4 separate regions of the Homo sapiens genome follow, and all the other regions are linked to region 4. Evidence: chromatin contacts called from ENCODE Hi-C or POLR2A ChIA-PET data. All regions are on one chromosome and are shown on one strand. Each heading gives the region's core, a stretch centred on a gene start or an enhancer-like site at or near the end of the contact. The rest is flanking DNA. Distances are from core to core; before and after follow the strand shown.

Evidence for each region. Hi-C counts contacts between places; a loop is a spot of excess contacts on that map. ChIA-PET counts read pairs that join two places held with the same protein, here RNA polymerase II (POLR2A). Pooled maps may share reads with other maps.
Region 1: a map of CD8-positive, alpha-beta T cell shows a loop between it and region 4 (17-fold over the local background). The contact joins the promoter of LINC03124 here to the promoter of GPR148 in region 4. A Hi-C loop is called at or near these places in 2 of 168 maps with a recorded cell type or tissue (CD4-positive, alpha-beta memory T cell and CD8-positive, alpha-beta T cell) and 7 of 50 pooled maps.
Region 2: a loop to region 4 is called in a map of naive thymus-derived CD4-positive, alpha-beta T cell, with 16 times the contacts of the local background. The contact joins the promoter of MZT2A here to the promoter of GPR148 in region 4. A Hi-C loop is called at or near these places in 1 of 168 maps with a recorded cell type or tissue (naive thymus-derived CD4-positive, alpha-beta T cell) and 9 of 50 pooled maps. POLR2A ChIA-PET finds 5 or more read pairs at or near these places in 1 of 52 experiments (T-cell).
Region 3: a loop to region 4 is called in a map of CD8-positive, alpha-beta T cell, with 18 times the contacts of the local background. The contact joins the promoter of SMPD4 here to the promoter of GPR148 in region 4. A Hi-C loop is called at or near these places in 3 of 168 maps with a recorded cell type or tissue (CD4-positive, alpha-beta T cell and CD8-positive, alpha-beta T cell) and 12 of 50 pooled maps. POLR2A ChIA-PET finds 5 or more read pairs at or near these places in 1 of 52 experiments (Caco-2).

The regions. Positions count from the first base shown.
Region 1 is chr2:131,680,713-131,685,909 of GRCh38, forward strand. LINC03124 (long intergenic non-protein coding RNA 3124) reads left to right here and starts at 1,787. Exons shown (of 10, transcript NR_167889.1): 1 at 1,787-2,276; 2 at 3,997-4,107. RefSeq lists an enhancer at 1,220-1,339 and a silencer at 1,710-1,759.
Region 2 is chr2:131,489,108-131,494,563 of GRCh38, forward strand. MZT2A (mitotic spindle organizing protein 2A) reads right to left here and starts at 3,290. Exons shown (of 3, transcript NM_001085365.2): 1 at 3,100-3,290; 2 at 2,769-2,917. The coding sequence starts at 3,269. MIR4784 (microRNA 4784) reads right to left here and starts at 2,129; the gene lies at 2,053-2,129. It also overlaps the pseudogene SMPD4BP. RefSeq lists enhancers at 2,621-3,414, 3,415-4,208 and silencers at 3,011-3,520, 4,041-4,230.
Region 3 is chr2:130,178,635-130,183,573 of GRCh38, forward strand. SMPD4 (sphingomyelin phosphodiesterase 4) reads right to left here and starts at 2,968. Exons shown (of 20, transcript NM_017951.5): 1 at 2,896-2,968. MZT2B (mitotic spindle organizing protein 2B) reads left to right here and starts at 3,628. Exons shown (of 3, transcript NM_025029.5): 1 at 3,628-3,818; 2 at 3,993-4,141. The coding sequence starts at 3,649. RefSeq lists enhancers at 1,880-2,676, 4,577-4,939 and silencers at 2,724-2,863, 3,374-3,883.
Region 4 is chr2:130,727,545-130,732,850 of GRCh38, forward strand. GPR148 (G protein-coupled receptor 148) reads left to right here and starts at 1,526. Exons shown (of 1, transcript NM_207364.2): 1 at 1,526-2,792. The coding sequence starts at 1,608. The coding sequence ends at 2,651. RefSeq lists enhancers at 97-676, 677-1,255 and a silencer at 159-328.

The DNA of each region.
Region 1 (5,197 bases), core at 537-3,036, 950 kb after region 4:
ACAGCCCCTTCAGACTGCTCCCTTCACCTCTGAAAAACCAGACAGGATGCTTCTGTTCCTGGAAATGTGAATGCCCTTCGTGTGTTTTTTACTTTGACTATAAACTCATCTGCAACCAAAATATAGACTCCCACACAATAATAACGGGAGACTTTAACACCCTAATGTCAACATTAGACAGATCAACGAGACAGAAAGTTAACAAGGATATCCAGGAATTGAACTCAGCTCTGCACCAAGCAGACCTAATAGACATCTACAGAACTCTCCACCCCAAATCAACAGAATCTACATTCTTCTTAGCACCGCACAGCACTTATTCCAAAATTGACCACACAGTTGGAAGTAAAGCACTCCTCAGCAAATGTAAAAGAACAGAAATTATAACAAACTGTCTCTCAGACCACAGTGCAATCAAACTAGAACTCAGGATTAAGAAACTCACTCAAAACCACTCAACTACATGGAAACTGAACAACCTGCTCCTGAATGACTACTGGGTATATAACAAAATGAAGGCAGAAATAAAGATGTTCTTAGAAACCAATGAGAACAAAGACACAACATACCAGAATCTCTGAGACACATTTAAAGCAGTGTGTAGAGGGAAATTTATAGCACTAAATGCCCACAAGAGAAAGCAGGAAAGATCTAAAATTGACACCCTAACATCATAATGAAAAGAACTAGAGAAGCAACAGCAAACACATTCAAAAGCTAGCAGAAGGCAAGAAATAAGTAAGATCAGAGCAGAACTGAAGGAAATAGAGACACAAAAAACCCTTCAAAAAAATCAATGAATCCAGGAGCTGGTTTTTTGAAAAGATCAACAAAATTGATAGACCGCTAGCAAGACTCATAAAGAAGAAAAGAGAGAAGAATCAAATAGACGCAATAAAAAATGATAAAGGGGATATCACCACTGATCCCACAGAAATACAAGCTACCATCAGAGAATACTACAAACACCTCTACACAAGTACACTAGAAAATCTAGAAGGAAATGGATAAATTCCTGGACACATACACCCTCCCAAGACTAAACCAGGAAGAAGCTGAATCTCTGAATAGACCAATAACAGGCTCTGAAATTGAGGAAATAATTAATAGCCTCTCCCTGGGAATGGGCGGGCCTGGGTCCAGTCCACAGGGCCCCTCGTGGGCCCTGATGAAGGAAAGAGTTGAGATGGGGGCAGCGCTGGACCCCAGGGCCCCTGCCTGCCTCCTGGAGAGCCCGGTGACCCAGGCAGCCCTGGTGAGGCTGTGGGTGCCTGGGCCATAGCGAGGCCCGCGAGCTCCCACAGGACAGATGCGGACAGTGAGGCCGGGGAGGCCCTGCTGCCCTCCGAACTGTCCCTCCAGCCCCCAGCTTTCTGTGGTTCTCTGGGCCCCCTCTGCAGAGGGGCAGGGGAGCCCACCCTGGATCCTGAGACGCCAAGCTTGAGGGACCCCCAGAGCTCTAGCGAGGCTGCTTCCTTTGCGGATGGTGAAGCTGAGGTCCAGAGGAGGGCAGGGGCAGGTCCTGGGCGCTCCCTAGGCAAAGGGAGCCGATCTCCGGGAGGCGGTCACAGGGAGCGCTCCTGCGACTTCTAGGGCCCGAAAGCTGGGGAGGATGAGAGACCAGGGGCCTTTCGTCGTCCCCTGGGCTGGGCAGAGGCTCAGCCTGTGCCGCAACCCTAAGCGGCTTCTGGCAAGTCCGAGCCGCGGTCCCTTTAAGAGGGGGTGGAGCTTCAACCTGGCACTAGGGATGCTGCTAGCGTGCGTGTCCCTACGGAGCTGAGACTGCAGTTCCTGCGACGCCCCTGCAGCAGCAGCAGCGTGGTCAGAGCGAGCTTCTGAGCGGTGGTGGGTTCCATGTGATGGTGGAGTAGGAGACAGGTCTCCGCGGTCAGTGGCGGGGGCGTGGACCCCACCGGGAACCCTCCCTGCTCCTTCCCTGCCTCTCCCTGTTTTCGTGCCCGCACTTCTTCGTGGGCATCTGGGCCCGAGTCCTCCGCTTGGGGGCGGTTGTGCGGTCCTGGCTACTGCAGCGTCCGCACCCCGGCCGGGAAGGCTATGCCAATGTCCGACCCGCGTCCAGCGTATAGGAGCGCCCTGGCCCACAGCTGGCGGTAAAACGCGGGACCTGGGTCCCTCGGAGCCCCAGGGGCCTCTGAGCTGGAGTCTAGGATTATTTTTGATGCCTCAGCACCTTTAAAAAGAGACCTCGCTAGAGCAGGGGGCATCTGTATTTTCAGTTCTTTGAGGAGTCTCCAGCTATTTAGCTGTTTTCCATGGTGTGTATCCTAATTTTCATTTCCACCTACAGTGTATGAGTTTCCCTTTCTCCAAAACCACACCCGCATTCCTACTATTTTTGGTTTGGGGTTTGTTTTGTTTTTGTTTTTGTTTTGAGACGGAGTCTTGCTCTGTCTTACAGGCTGGAGTGCAGTGGCGCCATCTCGGCCGACTGCAACCGCTGCCTGGTTTTAAGCAAGTCTCCTGTCTCAGCCTCCAGAGTAGCTGGGACTACAGGCGCCGCCACCATGCCCAGCTCATTTTTGTATTTTTAGTAGAGATGGGGTTTCACGATATTGGTCAGGCTGGTCTCAAACTCCTGACCTCAGGTGACCCACCTGCCTCAGCCTCGCAAAGTGCAGAGATTACAGGCATGAGACACCGTTCCCAGCCCCTCCTATTTTTTTAAAAAAATCAAGGAATATTCGATAAGTGTGAGATTATCTGTGTGTGGTTTTGAATTACAGTTTTCTAATGAATAGTTGATTTTGAGGACCTTATCTCTTATTTGTTGTTCGATTTTATGGCTGTGCAGAATTGTCTGTTCAGGTTCTTTGCAAAATATTAGATTGGATGCTTTTGCTACTTTGTAGTGTTTTTTGTGTACATATTAGATGACAACTCCTCGTGAATTACAAGATTGCCTGAAATTTTTGCCTAATCTATAGGATGCTTTTTTAATTGGAAAGTAGTTTTCTTTGATGTGCAGAAACTTTTCATGTTGATGTAGTCAACATGATATTTATTTTTGCGTTTCATGCATGTAATTTTCGTCACCCATATAAGAAAATAATATGTCAGTGACAAAGCATTTAATTGTCAATGAGGTTTTTCTTCCAGGGTGTTTATTTTCCTCTTTGCAAAGGTGAGCAGAGATTCAAGTGACCCAAAATATATGCTCATCCTGTGTTTTAGTTAAAAACATTTTGTAGTTTATGGTCTTTTGTTTTGCCTTCAATTTGGGGGAGTGGGTGTTCATTTTCATACATCGTGTAAAATAAGGTCCTATTTCTCGCTTCTGCATCTGGATATCATTTTTGTCAAAGGTATTCATTCTCTGCCTTCCACATTGCAGTGTTCTTTATCAAAGTCAGTTGATTGTGTCCATATTTGTGTTGATCATGTTTTTGTCCTCCCTGTTTTTGTCCATAGTTTATGCAAGTATCATATATCAGCTGTATAACTACAACTTGGCAGTGTAATTTGATATTAAGGATTGTGGGTCTTCACTTTGTATTTCTCAGGATTCCTTTAGATATTCATTGCTTTTGTGGTTCCCTGTGATTTTTAGCAATACGTATTTATTTCTGTTAACTTTTTTTCACAACATAAAGGTCCATAATTAGGGGTACATTTTCATACATACAGATTGGGTAATGATCAAATCAGGGTACTTAGGATCTCTATTTGCTCATCCAGGTTTTTTTTTTTTTTGTGGGGAGAACATTCAAAATTCTCCCTTCTTACTCTAGAAAAATATGATATTGTTAACTCCAGTCACCAGGCTGAGGAGGAGAACCTCAGATTTGTTCCTTTAATGTTAAGATAACTTTGTTTCCATAATCAATCCTTCCCCATTCCCCCTCTATCTCCCAAACTCTGGTAACCAATATTGTGCTTTTTACTTCATTAAGATAAACATCTTAAGATTTCACATGAGTGGTATCATGCAGTGTTTTTCTAGGCCTAGCTCCTTACATTTAACATAATGTTTTCCAGGTTCATCTGCGTTGCTCTAAATGGGACTGTTTCATTATTTTGATGGCTGAAGAATATTTCCTAGTGTATGTATATGAGAGTTTCTTGATCTCTTTATCTGTGGATGAACAGGTAGGTTGAATTTACACCCAGTAATGGGACTGCTAGATGGAATGGTATTTCTTTTTTTCCTATTCTTTGCAAGACCTCTAACTGTTTTTTATAGTGTTAATACTAATTTATGTTTGCACAAACAGTTCCCCTTTCTGGCAATTCATACCAGGAATTGTCTTTTTAAATATTTTGATCTTTTTGTAATGTTCATTCTATTGGAGTGAGATAAGATCTGAGTGTGGTTTTGATCTGCATTTTTCTCATGAGTAGTAATGTTAACCACGTTTTTGTAGACATTCGGTCAGTTTCCTGTCTTCTTTGGAAAAATATCTAATCCGGTTATTTGCCCAGTTTTTGTCTGGCAATTGTTCTGTTGTTTTGTTATTTTTTTGCCAGCTGGTAGTATGACTGGCTTGTACCTTTTCAAAAATAATCCCTTATCCCAAACTTGTAATTTTTAGTGTGCCTTTTTATTTTGTTTATTGTTTCCTTTGTTGGTCACAAATGCTTCAGCTTGACGTGGTCCCACATGTGCATAATTTCTTGGTGGCTGTGCTGTTGGTTACTAATCAAGAAAAAACAAAATCACTACCAAAGCAGTCCCTTGTCAATAATTTTTTTCCCTTGTATTTTTGTTTACTTTTTGTGAACCCTGAGCATACATCCAAGTTGCTCTAAATATACGCACACCCGAGGTTGTCTTTATAGGAGCTTTATGGTTGCAAGTTTTGTGTATAATCTTTAATCATTTTGAGTTGATTATTGTGTATCTAGTACCATAAGGGTCCTGTATTACCCTTTTGCATATGGATATCTAGTTTCGGAAGTCTTCCCTGTTGTGTCATTTTGGTGGTGTTTTGAAAAATGTGTTCATTCCATATAAATTTTTGTTTATTATTGAGCACATTCATTTTGCTCACTGGTCTGTGTTTCTCTGTCTATGCCAGTAACATATGGGTTTGTTAACTACGGATTTTCATTTAATTAGAACTCAGGGAATGTGATGCATCCCGTATGGTTTGTATTTCTCAGAATAGCTTTGGAAATTCAGGGTGTTTCACATTTCCACATAAATTTTGGCATTGTTTCTTTATACTTCCTAAAACAC
Region 2 (5,456 bases), core at 2,040-4,539, 760 kb after region 4:
TTCCTGCTCCACCCTGTGTAACCCTTGCTGCTCTCTGGGCTCTGAAGCCTCCTCCCAACTCCATTGCTAGTGGTTTTTCTTTTCCTTTCTTTTCTTTTTTTTTTTTTGAGACAGGGTCTTGCTCTGTTGCCCAGGCTGGAGTCCAGTCACAAGCTCTTGGCTCACTGCAACATCCCCCTCAGGCTCAGGCAATCCTCCCACCTCAGCCTCCCAAGTAGCTGGGAATACAGATGGGCGCCACCACCACGCCCACCTGGCTAGTTTTTTTTTTTTTTGAGATGGAGTCTCGCTCTGTCACCCAGGCTGGAGTGCAGTGGCGCAATCTTGGCTCACTGTAAGCTCCACCTCCCAGGTTCACGCCATTCTCCTGCCTCAGCCTCCCAAGTAGCTGGGACTAAAGGCACCTGCCACCATGCCTGGCTAATTTTTTTTTTGTATTTTTAGTAGAGATGGGGTTTCACCGTGTTAGCCAGGATGGTCTCGATCTCCTGAGCTCGAGATCCGCCCGCCTCAGCCTCCCAAAGTGCTGGGATTACAGGCGTGAGCCACCGCGCCGGGCCCTGCCTGGCTAGTTTTTGTATTTTTTGTAGAGATGGGGTCTTGCTATGTTGCCCAGGCTGATCTTGAACTCCTGAGCTCAAGGAATCCACCTGCCTTGACTTCCCGAAGTGCTGGGATTACAGGTGTGAGCCAGCACACTGGTCTCACTGGTGGTTTTCCTCACTGCCTCTCACTGGACTGAGTGTGATCATCTCACTTCCCTGCCACGCCCTCTGCCCTGAGAGCTAGGCCTGGCACCCAGAGCCCTGAGTGAGTGCTAAGTGAGCAGCAACATCTCCTGGAGTGACAAGAACTCTGTTCCCAGTTTCTCCCTCCTGCTGGACACTTGCCCCTCAATTGCTCATCTCAGCCTGCAGTCCATACACCCCTACTCCAGGCCTGTCCTTCAGGCCCTCTCCACCCTCTCTTGGGCCTGAGCTCTGGGTGGCAGTGAGGTGGCCGCTGTCAGGAGGCTCATGCAGGAGGCGCGACCAAAGACCCCTGGGCTCTCACAGGCCCCTGATCACACCTGGTGACACCTGGAAAGTGTCCCAACTCAGGAGTGAGGCGGGCAAGGGGGCTGAGTGCTGGAGTGTGGCCATGGGACCAGCACATGGCATCTGTGTGGCACTGCCTGGCAGACTCTGGGAAGGTGGGAGTCTCTGTTTCAGCCTCCAGACTTCCTGTCCAGGTAGGGGACAACTTCTAAGAGGCCGAGGCGTTTGTCACGCCTGGGGCTGTGCTCTCCAGCAGAGCACACTGCACCCGGCTGGCTGTCTTCCCCTGGAGAGGGGCTCTTTACACTCACCACTAGTTCGCCTCTGGGGTGTGGGGATGTTGGTCCTGTCCCCGGATGCCAGCCCGACTGTGGGGTCTAGAGACTGCCACACCATGTCTCTAATAAACCGAGTCAGAAATAGTGCCCTGTGGCTAAGCGGCAGGGCAGCGGTGGCCTGCATGATCCTGCCCTTGCAGCTCAAAGCTGCTTGGGCCTCTTGGGGCCATGCAGTTTCCATGAAAACAAGGAAGAGCACCAACCCCCAGAGATAAGCCAATAAACGCAACCTGCAAAAGGAGAGAACAGGCAGCAAGAGAGGCGGAGGGAACCCGGGGGGCCTGGAGAGAGAGGTGAGTGTGTGGCAGCTGGGCTGTGGAGCATAACCAGAGAGGCCGCAGGCTGCGGGCTGGAGGAAAACGAGGGCCTTGCAGGGGGGCTACTGTTCCTGGCAGAGAGAAAGGAGGCCTCTGGAGGTCAGAGAGAGACACAAAGAGAGCAGACAGAGCGAGGGTCAGTGAAGAGGCCAGCACGCAGGTGCCCGGGCCCTCTTGGGTCAGCGGGCGTGGGTGCCCAGGCCCTGGCACTTCCCCCATGAAGGCAGCCTGCTTTCCACGCCTTCTCATGATGCCTGTGAGGGTCTCCTCCTGCTTCCAGGCAGGGAGCCAGCTCTGGGCCTCCTTCCATTGGCCTGGGAGGTTGTGCTGCATTTCAGAGAGAGCCATCGGGAGCAGAAGCAACATGCGGAGAGGATGAGCAGGGACGGAGGCTCCACCATGACACTCTCAGTCCCAGCATCTCCTCAGCCCAGTCACCACACTGGAGAGGGAGGAGGCCCTTCAGACCCCGCAGGCCTCTGCACCCTGGGAGTTCCGCGTCTAACTCTCTTCCTGCAATCATCAGAGGCAGGAACTGGGCCCAGGTGGGGTAAAGGCAGGAAGACGTCTGCCTGCCCTGCTCCCTGGGCACTTCCCTGGATGCTGTATACCACAGGACAGAGATCGAGACTGTCTTTTGAAAAACATTTAGAGACAGGATCTCACCCTGTCACCCAGACTGGTCTCAAACTCATGGCCTCAAAGGATCCTCCCGCCGTGGGGTCCCAAAGATTATAGGCGTGAGCCACGGCGCCCAGCCCCAAACCGTCTTGATTCCCGACTTTGTAGGATGAAGGCCTGAGTGAAGAGGTGGGGAGGAGCTAAGCGGAGGAGCCCTACCCAGCCTGGACCACCCTGGGGCACGCACTCTGCGTCCACCTGACCTGGACGTGCCTCCTAAGGCTGGCAGCGAAGCCCAGGAGCAGAGCCCACGGATGGGCCCTGCAGGTGCTGGGCCTAGACCGACCGACAGACAGGCCTGGCCACTCAGGGCCACGCCGCCGCTGTGCCGCGCCTGCCCCCTCCCCGCCCGCCACCCCCGCCACTGGGGCAGGGACAGCGGGCCCAGCTCTGACCTCGGGTCTCGGGCACGCTCGACGTGGGCAGAGACACGGCCGCAGGGTCCTGGGGCTCGCTCGCTAGCCTCTGCCCGGCACACATGGACTTGAGCATCTGGAAGACGGCGAGGGGGGCCACGTTCAGCTTCAGCAGGTCCACCAGGATCCTGGCGGGGACAGACGCGGGGCCGGTGAGCCCTCTCCGCCCGGCGCGGCCACCTCCCTGAAGACCGGACAAGGACGGGGGCGGGGGCAGCGGGGGCTCCTCCCGACCAGCGGGCCGGGCGTACCCGGAGAGCAGAGGTCGGGGGTGTCTGGCGAGCATGCGGCCCCCACCCGCCCCGCTCACTTGAACACGTCGGGGTCGATACCGCCGCCCGCCGCCTGAGCCAGCTCGTACAGCTCCATCTCCTCGGTGCTCAGCACCTTCTTGCGCCGCAGCGCCAGCTTCTGCCGGGCCGCCTCCAGCCCCGGGGGCGCCGCCGACCCCGGCCCAGGCCCTACGCCCTGCGCCGCCATCCGCGAGGCCCGCCGAAAGGTGCGCCCCGCCCCGCCGCGCCCCCTAGCGGATGCGCCCACCGCCCTCTCCCTGCAGCGCCAGCGTCTGGCCTCCCGGGCTGCCCTGGCGGGAGCGGCGGGAGCGCGGGGACGGGGCCGCCTCCTCGGCGTCATTGGAGCCCAACAGTTAGTGGGCGCTCACGGTGTGCTGAGCGGCGCGCTAGGCGTCGGGAGTGGCATGGCGGACTGCAGGGGCCAGCTGCTTGGCGGTCAGGGCGTCCCTGATAGACTTGCATTGGTCGTGCTCGCTTAGGTGGCAGCACCCAGCCCAGTGCCAGGCATACATTGGGCGCTCAGTCAATACCTGTTTCAAGAAAGCGTGCAATTTTCTGGTCCGCACCGGTGCACCACTAGGGGTCGCTCTTCGGGGGGGGTGGGGGGCACTAATCAACAACCCTGCTTACGCGCACGCGCATTCCTTGCTAGGGAGAAAGTGCGTGAGCCCTACCTTGGGGCGCCAGAGGCCGCCACAACGCAGGCGCATTCAGCTAAGGACCACTCCCTCCCCCCGCACTCCTGCCTCGCCATTTCCCCTCCCTGGCCGGCCGGCCGGCCTTCTTCGCTTTGCGCACGTACCTTTTGAGGTAACGGCCCAAAGAGGTAGAAGCGCTTTTCCCGCCCGGCCGCGGGGCGTGGCTCTGCGCGCAGCTTGATGACGACGTTTTGGCGCGGTGGCGGAATGGCGGCTTCCACCTCTGAAGCGGGCGACGCTATGGGTCCCACAGGTGAGTGGCGCGGGACGCGCGCGTGAGACGGTCCGACGCCCTGGGGGCTTCCGCGAGCCCCTGCGGAGGCCATCTCCGTTCCTCCGCGAGCCCCAGGACTCGGGCGGCCCGGCGGCTCTGCCCAGGCCGGGCAGGCTGGGGAGTGGAGGGCCCCGGCTGAGTCTTCCTGCCACTCCTCTGGGCCATGCCTTTGTGCCACCTTCCCGCGCCGCTCGTACACTCTGTTCTGGTCCGGTAGGTGTTCGTTGAAGGTTACCCGTCGTTGAAGGAATTGAGGGAAGGAGAGCTTTGTGTTGAAATTGAGCCTTGGGCTCAACAGGCGGTGTGGGAGGAAGAGCCGGGTGTGGGTCCCAGCTCGACCCTTCCCCTGTGCGCTCCACATCTCCGAGCCTTGGTTTCGGAGGCTCCCGAAGCCCAATTCGCAGGAGAGTTGGAAACAAGTGGGCGCGTGCTGTTAAGGGAGGTCTTGGCATGACAGAATTTGCTTGGAATGATTAGCGTTGCCCAAGGGCTGTCGCTGTCAGAAAAACAAAACAAAACGAAACAAAAAAAACAAACGGGTCCGAAGCAGCTCCTGGAGAAAATAGGTGTTGGAGAGTCGCGACGAAGTGGACTCTAGGTGCATGGCACGCAGAGACCTGTGACGGGGGAGGGTGGCCATGGCAGGGTCAGAGAACAGGGGTGTGGGAGACACCTCTTGGGAGTTCTCGGGTTTGAATTTCCTCTCTTGGAAAGTTCCTAGAAATTCCTCTGGGCCTCATTCTTTCAGTCGCTGCCCATGAAAGCTTTTACTGAGCAGAGATGCTCTCCCCTTCATCATCTCTAGAGCTCCGCACTTATCCAGCAGTCCACAGTTTAATGCTGCTTTGATCATTTTGCAGTAGTGCAGTGTTTTCTTGACCAAGTGCATTAGGACTGAGGCGTTTTTCTTTAACACTGCAATTGATAGCTAGGTTAAGAATTGAGGCCGGGCGCGGTGGCTCACGCCTGTAATCCCAGCACTTTGGGAGGCCCAGGCGGGTGGATCACGAGGTCACGAGTTCAAGACCAGCTTGGCCAAGATGGTGAAACCTCGTCTCTAGTAGAAAATACAAAAATTAGCCGGGCGTGGTAGCGGGCGCGTGTAATCCCAGCCACTTGGGAGGCTGAGGCAGAGAATTGCTTGCACCCGGGAGGCGGAGGTTGCAGTGAGCTGAGATGGCGCCACTGCACTCCAGCCTGTGCGACAGAGCGCAGAGCGAGACTCCGTCTCAAAAAAAAAAAAGGAAAAGAGAAAGCTGGCCGGGCGCGGTGGCTCACGCCTGTAATCCCAGCACTTTGGGAGGCTGAGGCGGGCTTATCACGAAGTCAGGATATCTAGACCATCCTGGCTAACATGTGAAACCCACTCTACTAAGTAAATACAAAAGACAATTAGCCGGGC
Region 3 (4,939 bases), core at 1,718-4,217, 550 kb before region 4:
AAATATAAAAATTAGCTGGGTGTGGTGGCGGGCACCTGTAGTCCCAGCAACTCGGGAGGCTGAGGCATGAGAAATGCTTGAGCCCAGGAGGCGGAGGTTGCAGTGAGCCAAGATCACACCATTGCACTCTAGCCGGGGTGATAGAGGGAAACTCTCAAAAAATGGAAAAAAAAAAAGAAAAAAAAAGAAAGAAAACTAAGATCAGCTTTCCAGAATCCTACCTCTCAGCTCACCCAGGTCAGAAATGAAAAATGCTCAGACCTAGACTTCACAGACAGGAAGTCTGCCAAGTCCCACTGGTGGGCTAGTTACAGTTTTCATGGCCCAGCTCTGCCCACTGCACAAGTAAAGGCACTGGGGTGACACCTGGCAGTCTGTGGAGGAAGAGAGGCTGGGTGTAAAGAGGCCATGTAGGCAGCTGTAGAGTGAGAGGAGACAGGAATCTCTGCCTCTCGGCAATAGGAACATCTCCCAAGTTTTTTCAATTCTTTTTTTTTTTTTTTTTTTGAGACAGAGTCTCGCTCTGTTGCCCAGGCTAGAGTCCTGTGGCGCTATCTTGGCTCACTGCAAGCTCCGCTTGGGTTCACGCCATTCTCCTGCCTCAGCCTCCCGAGTAGCTGGGACCACAGGCACTGGCCACCACACCCGGCTAATTTTTTTGTATTTTTAGTAGAGACGGGGTTTCACTGTATTAGCCAGGATGGTCTCGATCTCCTGACCTCGTGATCCGCCTGCCTCGGCCTCCCAAAGTGATGGGCTTACAGGCATGACCCACCGCGCCCAGCCTCTTTTTTCTTTTTTTGACTGAGTCTCACTCCATCATCTCACTGCAACCTCCACCTCCAAAGTTCAAACGGTTCTCGTGCCTCAGCCTCCCGAGTAGCTGGGATTACAGGGGCCTGCCACCACAGGCTGCCTAATTTTTCTATTTTTAGTAGAGGCGGGTTTCCCTATGCTGGCCAGGCTGGTCTCAAATTCCTGGCCTCAAGTGATCCGCTGCCTCAGCCTCCCAAAGTGCCGACTTTTTCAATTCTTTTTTGAGATGGAGTCTCGCTCCGTTGCCAAGCTGGAGTCCAATGGCATGATCTCGGCTCACTGCAACTTCCGACTCCCTGGTTCAAGCAATTCTCCTGCCTCAGCCTCCCGAGTAGCTGGAATTACAGGCACATGCCACCACATCCAGTTAATTTTTGTATTTTTAGTAGAGATGGGGTTTCACTATGTTGGCCAGACTGGTCTCAAACTCCTGACCTCGTGATCAGCCCTCCTCGGCCTCCCAAAGTGCAGAGATTACAGACGTGAGTCACCATGCCCGGCCGCTTTTTCTTTTTTCTCCTTTTTTTTTTTTTGAGATGGTCTCGCTCTGTCGCCCAGAGTGGAGTGCAGTGGCGCGATCTGGGCTCACTGCAAGCTCCGCCTCCCGGGTTCACGCCATTCTCCTGCCTCAGCCTCCCTAGTAGCTGGGATTACAGGCGCCCGCCACCACGCCCGGCTAATTGTTTTTTGTATTTTTAGTAGACAGGGTTTCACGTGTTAGCCAGGATGGTCTCGATCTCCTGACCTCGTGATCCGCCCGCCTCAGCCTCCCAAAGTGCTAGGATTACAAGCGTGAGCCACTGCGCCCGGCCAGCTTTCTCTTTTTCTTTTTTCAGACGGAGTCTCGCTCTGGGCTCTGTCGCACAGGCTGGAGTGCAGTGGCGCGATCTCAGCTCACTGCAACCTCCGCCTCGCGGGTGCAAGCAATTCTCTTACTCAGCCTCCCAAGTGGCTGGGATTACAGGCGCCCGCTACCACGCCCGGCTAATTTTTGTATTTTTTACTAGAGACGAGGTTTCACCATCTTGGCCAGGCTGGTCTTGAACTCCTGACCTCGTGATCCACCCGCCTGGGCCTCCCAAAGTGCTGGGATTACAGGCGTGAGTCACCGCTCCCGGCCTCAATTCTTAACCTAGCTATCAACTGCAGTGTTAAAGAAAAACGCCTCAGTCCTAAGGCACTTGGTCAAGAAAACGCTGCACTACTACAAAATGATCAAAGCAGCATTAAACTGTGGACTGTTCGGTAAGTGCGGAGCTCTAGAGACGATGAAGGGGAGAGCATCTCTGCTCAGAAGAAGCTTTCATGGGCAGCGACTGAAAGAATGAGGCCCAGAGGAATTTCTAGGAAATTTCCAAGAAAGGAAATTCAAACCCGAGAATTCCCAAGAGGTGTCTCCCACACCCCTGTTATCTGACTCTGCCATGGCCACCCTCCCCCGTCACAGGTCTCTGCGTGCCATGCACCTAGAGTCCACTTCATGGCGACTCTCCAACACCTATTTTCTCCAGGAGCTGCTTCGGACCCCGTTTGTTTTTTGTTTTGTTTTGTTTTTCTGACAGCGACAGCCCTTGGGCAACGCTAATCATTCCAAGCAAATTCTGTCATGCCAAGACCTCCCTTAACAGCACGCGCCCACTTGTTCCCAACTCTCCTGCCAATTGGGCTTCGGGAGCCTCCAAAACCAAGGCTCGGAGATGTGGAGCACACAGGGGAAGGGTCGAGCTGGGACCCACACCCGGCTCTTACACCCACACCGCCTGTTGAGCCCAAGGCTCAACTTCAACACAAAGCTCTCCTTCCCTCAATTCCTTCAACGAAGGTTAACCTTCAGCGAACACCTACCGGACCGGGACAGAGTGTACGAGCCGCGCGGGAAGGTGGCACAAAGGCATGGCCCAGAGGGGTGGCAGAAGACTCAACCGGGGCCCTCCACTCCCCAGCCTGCCCTGCCTGGGCAGAGCCGGCTGGCCGGCCCGAGTCCTGGGGCTCGCGGAGGAACGGAGATGGCCTCCGCAGGGGCTCGGGGAAGCCCCCAGGGCGCCGGACCGTCTCAGGCGCGCATCCCGCGCCACTCACCTGTGGGATCCATAGCGTCGCTCGCCTCAGAGATGGAAGCCGCCATTCCGCCACGGCGCCGAAAGTCGTCATCAAGCTGCGCGCAGAGCCACGCCCCGCGGCCGGGCGGGAAAAGCGCTTCCACCTCTTTGGGCCGTTACCTCAAAAGGCGCGTGCGCAAAGCGAAGGCCGGCCGGGCGGGGAAGAGAAATGGCGAGGCAGGAGTGCGGGGGAGGGAGTGGTCCTTAGCTGAATGCGCCTGCGTTGTGGCGGCCTCCGGCGCCCCAAGGTACTTTCTCCCCAGCAAGGAATCCGCGTGCGCGTAAGCAGTATTGTTGATTAGTGCCCCCCCCTTCCCCCCGCCCGCCCCGAAAAGCGACCCCTAGTGGTGCACCGGTGCGGACCAGAAAATTGCACGCTTTCTTGAAAGAGGCATTTACCGAGCGCCCAATGTATGCCTGGCACTGGGCTGGGTGCTGCCACCTAAGCGAGCACGACCAATGCAGTCTATCAGGGAGGCCCAGATCGCCAAGCAGCGGACCCCTGCGGTCCGCCATGCCACTCCCGGCTCCTAGAGCGCCGCTCAGCACACCGTGAGCGCCCAATAACTGTTGGGCTTCAATGACGCCGCGGAGGCGGCCCCGTCCCCGCGCTCCCGCCCCTCCCGCCAGGGCAGCCCGGGAGGCCAGACGTTGACGCTGCAGGGAGAGGGTGGTGGGCGCAGCCGCTAGGGGGCGCGGCGGGGCGGAGCGCACCTTTCCGCGGGCCGCGGGGATGGCGGCGCAGGGCGTAGGGCCTGGGCCGGGGTCGGCGGCGCCCCCGGGGCTGGAGGCGGCCCGGCAGAAGCTGGCGCTGCGGCGGAAGAAGGTGCTGAGCACCGAGGAGATGGAGCTGTACGAGCTGGCGCAGGCGGCGGGCGGCGCTATCGACCCCGACGTGTTCAAGTGAGCGGGGCGGGTGGGGGCCGCATGCTAGCCAGACACCCCCCGACCTCTGCTTTCCGGGTACGCCCGGCCCGCTGGTCGGGAGGAGCCCCCGCCCCCGTCCTTGTCGGGTCTTCAGGGAGGTGGCCGCGCCGGGCGGAGAGGGCTCACCGGCCCCGCGTCTGTCCCCGCCAGGATCCTGGTGGACCTGCTGAAGCTGAACGTGGCCCCCCTCGCCGTCTTCCAGATGCTCAAGTCCATGTGTGCCGGGCAGAGGCTAGCGAGCGAGCCCCAGGACCCTGCGGCCGTGTCTCTGCCCACGTCGAGCGTGCCCGAGACCCGAGGTCAGAGCTGGGCCCGCTGTCCCTGCCCCAGTGGCGGGGGTGGCGGGCGGGGAGGGGGCAGGCGCGGCACAGCGGCGGCGTGGCCCTGAGTGGCCAGGCCTGTCTGTCGGTCTAGGCCCAGCACCTGCAGGGCCCATCCGTGGGCTCTGCTCCTGGGCTTCGCTGCCAGCCTTAGGAGGCACGTCCAGGTCAGGTGGACGCAGAGTGCGTACCCCAGGGTGGTCCAGGCTGGGTAGGGCTCCTCCGCTTAGCTCCCCTCCACCTCTTCACTCAGGCCTTCATCCTACAACGTCGGGAATCAAGACAGTTTGGGGCTGGGCGCCCTGGCTCACGCCTATAATCTTTGGGACCCCAGGGCGGGAGGATCGTTTGAGGCCATGAGTTTTAGACCACTCTGGGTGACAGGGTGAGATCCTGTCTCTAAATGTTTTTCAAAAGACAGTCTCGATCTCTGTCCTGTGGTATACAGCATCCAGGGAAGTGCCCAGGGACCAGGGCAGGCAGAGGTCTTCCTGCCTTTACCCCACCTGGGCCCAGTTCCTGCGCAGGGGCTTGGCCAGTCCTGGTCAGCTTTCCCTCTGATGACTGCAGGAAGAGAGTCAGACGCGGAACTCCCAGGGTGCAGAGGCCTGCGGGGTCTGAAGGGCCTCCTCCCTCTCCAGTGTGGTGACTGGGCTGAGGAGATTCTGGGACTGAGAGTGTCATGGTGGAGCCTCTGTCCCTGCTCATCCTCTCCGCATGTTGCTTCTGCTCCCGATGGCTCTCTCTGAAATGCAGCACAACCTCCTAGGCCAATGG
Region 4 (5,306 bases), core at 276-2,775:
GGCTTTCTCAGAACCACCTTTAGTTTCTGTACCGTAATCGGCCAAAAAGGCGCAGGCGCTGCTGCTCCTGGCAGCTGCGTAACAGGCTCTCAGAGGAGGACGCGGTTCCGGGCTGCGGCGGGCGTGGTCCGGGGCTGTTCTGGGCGTGGTCTTTGGCTGTGATGGGCGTGGCCTTGGGCTATGGAGGGCGTGGTCCCAGGGCTGCGATGATGGTGGTCCGGGGCTGTGGTGGGCGTGGCCCCGGGCTGCGGCGGGCGTGGTCCCCGGGCTGCGGCGGACGTGGTCAGGGGCGGTTCTGGGCGTGGTCCCTGGGCTGCGGTGGACGTGGTCTCGGGCTGTGACGAGCATGGTCCCTGGGCAGCAGTGGACGTGGTCTCACACCCAGAGTCTGAAATTTCTGCCTCTTCCTGGCCCTAAAAATATCCTGCCTGTTCCCACGCGGCTCCTGCCTTCTGGAGCAGTCTGCCAGGCCGGCGGTGGGTGTTGGGCAGGGGTCTCAGGCTGCCAGCAGCCAAGTGCAGCCCGTTCTGCAGTGATGACAGGGATCTGTGGGCAGAGGGGACCGAGCCTCGGAGGATGCTGTAGGTGGGAGAGCTAACATTGACTCAGCATTTACTTCAGGCTATGCACTGTGCTGAGTCCCTTACCTCTGGGCTTCCGCAACGTTTCCCTGAGGTCAGTGTGGTTGGCATTCGTGTTTCACAGATAAGGAAACTGGAACAAAGCTTTTCAAGGCCACGCAGCCAACACCTCGAGAGAGCGGGAGAGCTTGTTCACTTGAACTGGATCCCCAAACACCAACAGCCACCCTGGCCACTGGCTCTGACTGAGCTCACCCCACCCCCGACAAGCCAGGTGCCTGGGGAACCTGCCTTCCATTCCTCCCCACTAGCTCCTATGAGGTCTCTGCCTGCCAGGCCTCCTCCTCCCCAGAGGAAGGGACGTTTCTACCACACAGCGACCCCACAAGTCAGCTGAGATTTTGGGGGCACCGAATACTCACATGGAGCCCTGAGTGGAAGGGGTGTAGGAGTCACACTCACACGCATGCACAGGGTCACCCTGAGCTGGAGACCATACCCAAGGCTCTGTGAGGAAATGTGAGTGCGCCCAGGCCCCTCCAGCCTGGTCCAATTTGCTGAGCCTCTAGCTCGACAGAGGTCAGACCAGGTCTACAGCCCAGCGATCCTAGTTCCAGACAGCTGCTCCTTCCTTTCTAGGAGGGCAGCCCGGAATATAATCCAGTGTGGTGAGAATCCATTGCACACTCCCTGTGAGCCAAGCAGACAGGTTTGGGGGCCACTGAGATAGGGGACACTTCTGGAGGGGTCAGTGACTGCAAAATGGTGGCAGTGGGATGATCTGTTATGTCTACCCACGCACATGCAGCTGCACAGTTGCAGAGATGTGAATGCAGGAAGCCAGGTGTGAGTCTGAATTCACATTGGTTTTTTTATCTTTATTAAGCAGTCATTCCTAAGGCCTGCCCGAGCCTGGCATCTCTACAGAGGAGTGGTGCCATCAGGACCCCTGTGGGGCAGATCAACACTCAAGGCAGGTGCAGAATCAACAACCTGTGACAAAGCCAGCCATCCCTGCCAGGAAGCATGGGGGATGAGCTGGCACCTTGCCCTGTGGGCACTACAGCTTGGCCGGCCCTGATCCAGCTCATCAGCAAGACACCCTGCATGCCCCAAGCAGCCAGCAACACTTCCTTGGGCCTGGGGGACCTCAGGGTGCCCAGCTCCATGCTGTACTGGCTTTTCCTTCCCTCAAGCCTGCTGGCTGCAGCCACACTGGCTGTCAGCCCCCTGCTGCTGGTGACCATCCTGCGGAACCAACGGCTGCGACAGGAGCCCCACTACCTGCTCCCGGCTAACATCCTGCTCTCAGACCTGGCCTACATTCTCCTCCACATGCTCATCTCCTCCAGCAGCCTGGGTGGCTGGGAGCTGGGCCGCATGGCCTGTGGCATTCTCACTGATGCTGTCTTCGCCGCCTGCACCAGCACCATCCTGTCCTTCACCGCCATTGTGCTGCACACCTACCTGGCAGTCATCCATCCACTGCGCTACCTCTCCTTCATGTCCCATGGGGCTGCCTGGAAGGCAGTGGCCCTCATCTGGCTGGTGGCCTGCTGCTTCCCCACATTCCTTATTTGGCTCAGCAAGTGGCAGGATGCCCAGCTGGAGGAGCAAGGAGCTTCATACATCCTACCACCAAGCATGGGCACCCAGCCGGGATGTGGCCTCCTGGTCATTGTTACCTACACCTCCATTCTGTGCGTTCTGTTCCTCTGCACAGCTCTCATTGCCAACTGTTTCTGGAGGATCTATGCAGAGGCCAAGACTTCAGGCATCTGGGGGCAGGGCTATTCCCGGGCCAGGGGCACCCTGCTGATCCACTCAGTGCTGATCACATTGTACGTGAGCACAGGGGTGGTGTTCTCCCTGGACATGGTGCTGACCAGGTACCACCACATTGACTCTGGGACTCACACATGGCTCCTGGCAGCTAACAGTGAGGTACTCATGATGCTTCCCCGTGCCATGCTCACATACCTGTACCTGCTCCGCTACCGGCAGCTGTTGGGCATGGTCCGGGGCCACCTCCCATCCAGGAGGCACCAGGCCATCTTTACCATTTCCTAGAGTTCTTGAGTCCACAGTCTGGCAAGCTGAGGTTAAAAATCATATGTTGAATGCAGCAGTGTCCACTTATGACTAACTTCTTAGAACAGCACAATATAATAGTGGAATTGGGCCTTTCAGAAGACCTCAACTGATGATTTTCACCATTTTGACAGTTTTTAAGTAGAGAAAGCTCTCTTATGACACTGAAATCCTACTTGGAAACGGAAGCAAGTAAAGGCAATCAAGCAGGGCTCTGGTCTAAGTCAAGCCTTGATCTGCGTCCCTCCAATGGCTTGCTGCACACCCTCCCTGGCCACTGTGGATGCATCCTTGCTGACCAACACACAGAAGCCAAAATGTTGCTGACAGTGAGAACCACAGAGGTAAGCAAGCAGAGCTGCTGAGTCCTGGGACCATGAGCTCTATCTGAGCAGCCGCTCAGGATGTGGGAGGGAGGAAAGGAAGCCAACGATCCACAGCAGTGGAGAGTGTCATGGAGATACCACTATAAAGCTGGAGTGTGCAAGGGTTACACTCTCACAATAAAGGTAAATGATAACCTAACCTTACAGAAGGGGTCAGCAAGGGAGTTTGCCTGCCTTGACTTTCGTGCTGTGTAGAAGAAGAAAATTCCTCGAGAATTCTTAAGTAGAAGCCACTCTTCAGACAGTTTTAGAGCTAGGCTTCAAATTATGTTAGTGGTAAAAAGACCTCAGTCTGTGGTTGGTGTGGTTCTCCTGGACGATCTGAGCTTCACCTTAGGCTGCAGAGAATTTCCAGAGTCAAAGAACCTCAAATAATGGAGTTGCACATGGTCAAATCTCACAAAACCACATAGGGAGATAAGGCACCATGAATGAGAGCAAGAAGAAACAAGAAGACAGCAGCGTCATACCACAGCTCCTTGAATTATCAACACTGGGTTAATATAAAAATGTTCAAGATGTTTTAAGACATTAATAATGACATGAAAATATGAGCAGGGATAATACTTTTTTTTAAATAACCAAGAAAATTTGGAAAATATTTAAATAGAACTTCTTGAAACAAAAATATTAGAATTATGAGTTGAATTTAATATGGATTAAAGAGCATGTTAGACACAACTGGAAACAGACTCTGCAAATTGTGAGAGAGGTCCAGATAAATTACCTAAAATGCAGCCCAGAGGGACAAAGAGACAACCATATAAAAGAGAGATTAAGAGACATTGAGGTTGGGATGGAAAAGACTAACATACATTTAATTTGGGAACACAATACAGAAAATGTAGGAGGGGAAATATTTGAAGCGATAACAGCTGAGGATTTTTTCAGATTTGTTTAAAGATATCAAACTTCAGATCCGAGAAATCTAACCAATCATAAATAAGATAAATGACCAATAACCCACGTTGAAGCACATGATGCGAAACTGCAAACAGCTAAATACAAAGACAAGATATTTAAAGCAGGCAGAGATAAAAGACAAAAGAACATCAATTAAACTCACCTTGACTTCTCAAACAATGGAAGAGACCAGCCTGACCAACATGGTGAAACCCCGTCTCTACTAAAAATACAAAAAAAATTAGCCGGGCTTGGTGGCGGGCGCCTGTAGTCCCAGCTACTCCAGAGGCTGAGGCAGGAGAATGGCGTGAACCCGGGAGACGGAGCTTTCAGTGAGCCGCGATCACGCCACTGCACTCCAGCCTGGGCGACAGAGCAAGACTCCGTCTCAAAAAAAAAAAAAAAATAATAATTAGCCAGGCCTGGTGGCATGTGCTGTCAGCTACTTAGGAGGCTGAGGCAGGAGAATCGCTTGAACCCGGGAGGCGGAGGTTGCAGTGAGCCGAGATCACACCACTGCACTCCAGCCTGGGCGACAGAGCGAGACCCCATCTCAAAAAACAAACAAACAAACAAAAAACATGGAAGCCTTGGCAACTGGAATAATGTTGCCAATGTGCTGAGAAAATAACTGTCTTCCTAGAATTTTATATACAGAAAAACCTTTCCAGACCTTGATAGAACACAAAAGCTGAAAGACAGTATTCCTAGCAATACACATTAAGAAAACTTCAAGGGATGTATTTGTTGCAGAAGAAAAATTATTCCAGGTGGAAGGTTTGAGATGTATGAAGAAATAGAAAAGTCACTGGAGACTATGCACATAAATAGGAATAGTTATTGTCTAGTTGCCTACATAAAAGCAATAAAAATGTCTAATTTCGGCCCGGCATGGTGGCTCAATGCCTGTGATCCCAGCACTTTGGGAGGCCGGGGCGGGGCCCATCACCTGAGGTCGGGAGCTCAAGACCAGCCTGACCAACATGGAGAAACCCCGTTTCTACTAAAAATACAAAATTTTGTATTGGGATGGTGGCGCATGCCTGTAATCCCAGCTACTCGGGAAGCTGAGGCAGGAGACTCACTTGAACCCCGGAGGCGGAGGTTGCGGTGAGCCAAGGTTGTGCCATTGCACTCCAGCCTGGGCAACAGGAGTGAAACTCTGTCTCCAAAAAAAAAGTCTAATTTAACGGTTTAGAAAAAATGGAAAAAAAGAATTACATAACAGTGGTATATGTGTCAGAAAGGTGTAATTGTACTTAAAGCATTCTAAAGTCTAGCAGTCTTCAGGAGGAAGGTAGAGATATTAATCTAAGACTTTGTTAGGCATGCAAGTTGAAATGAG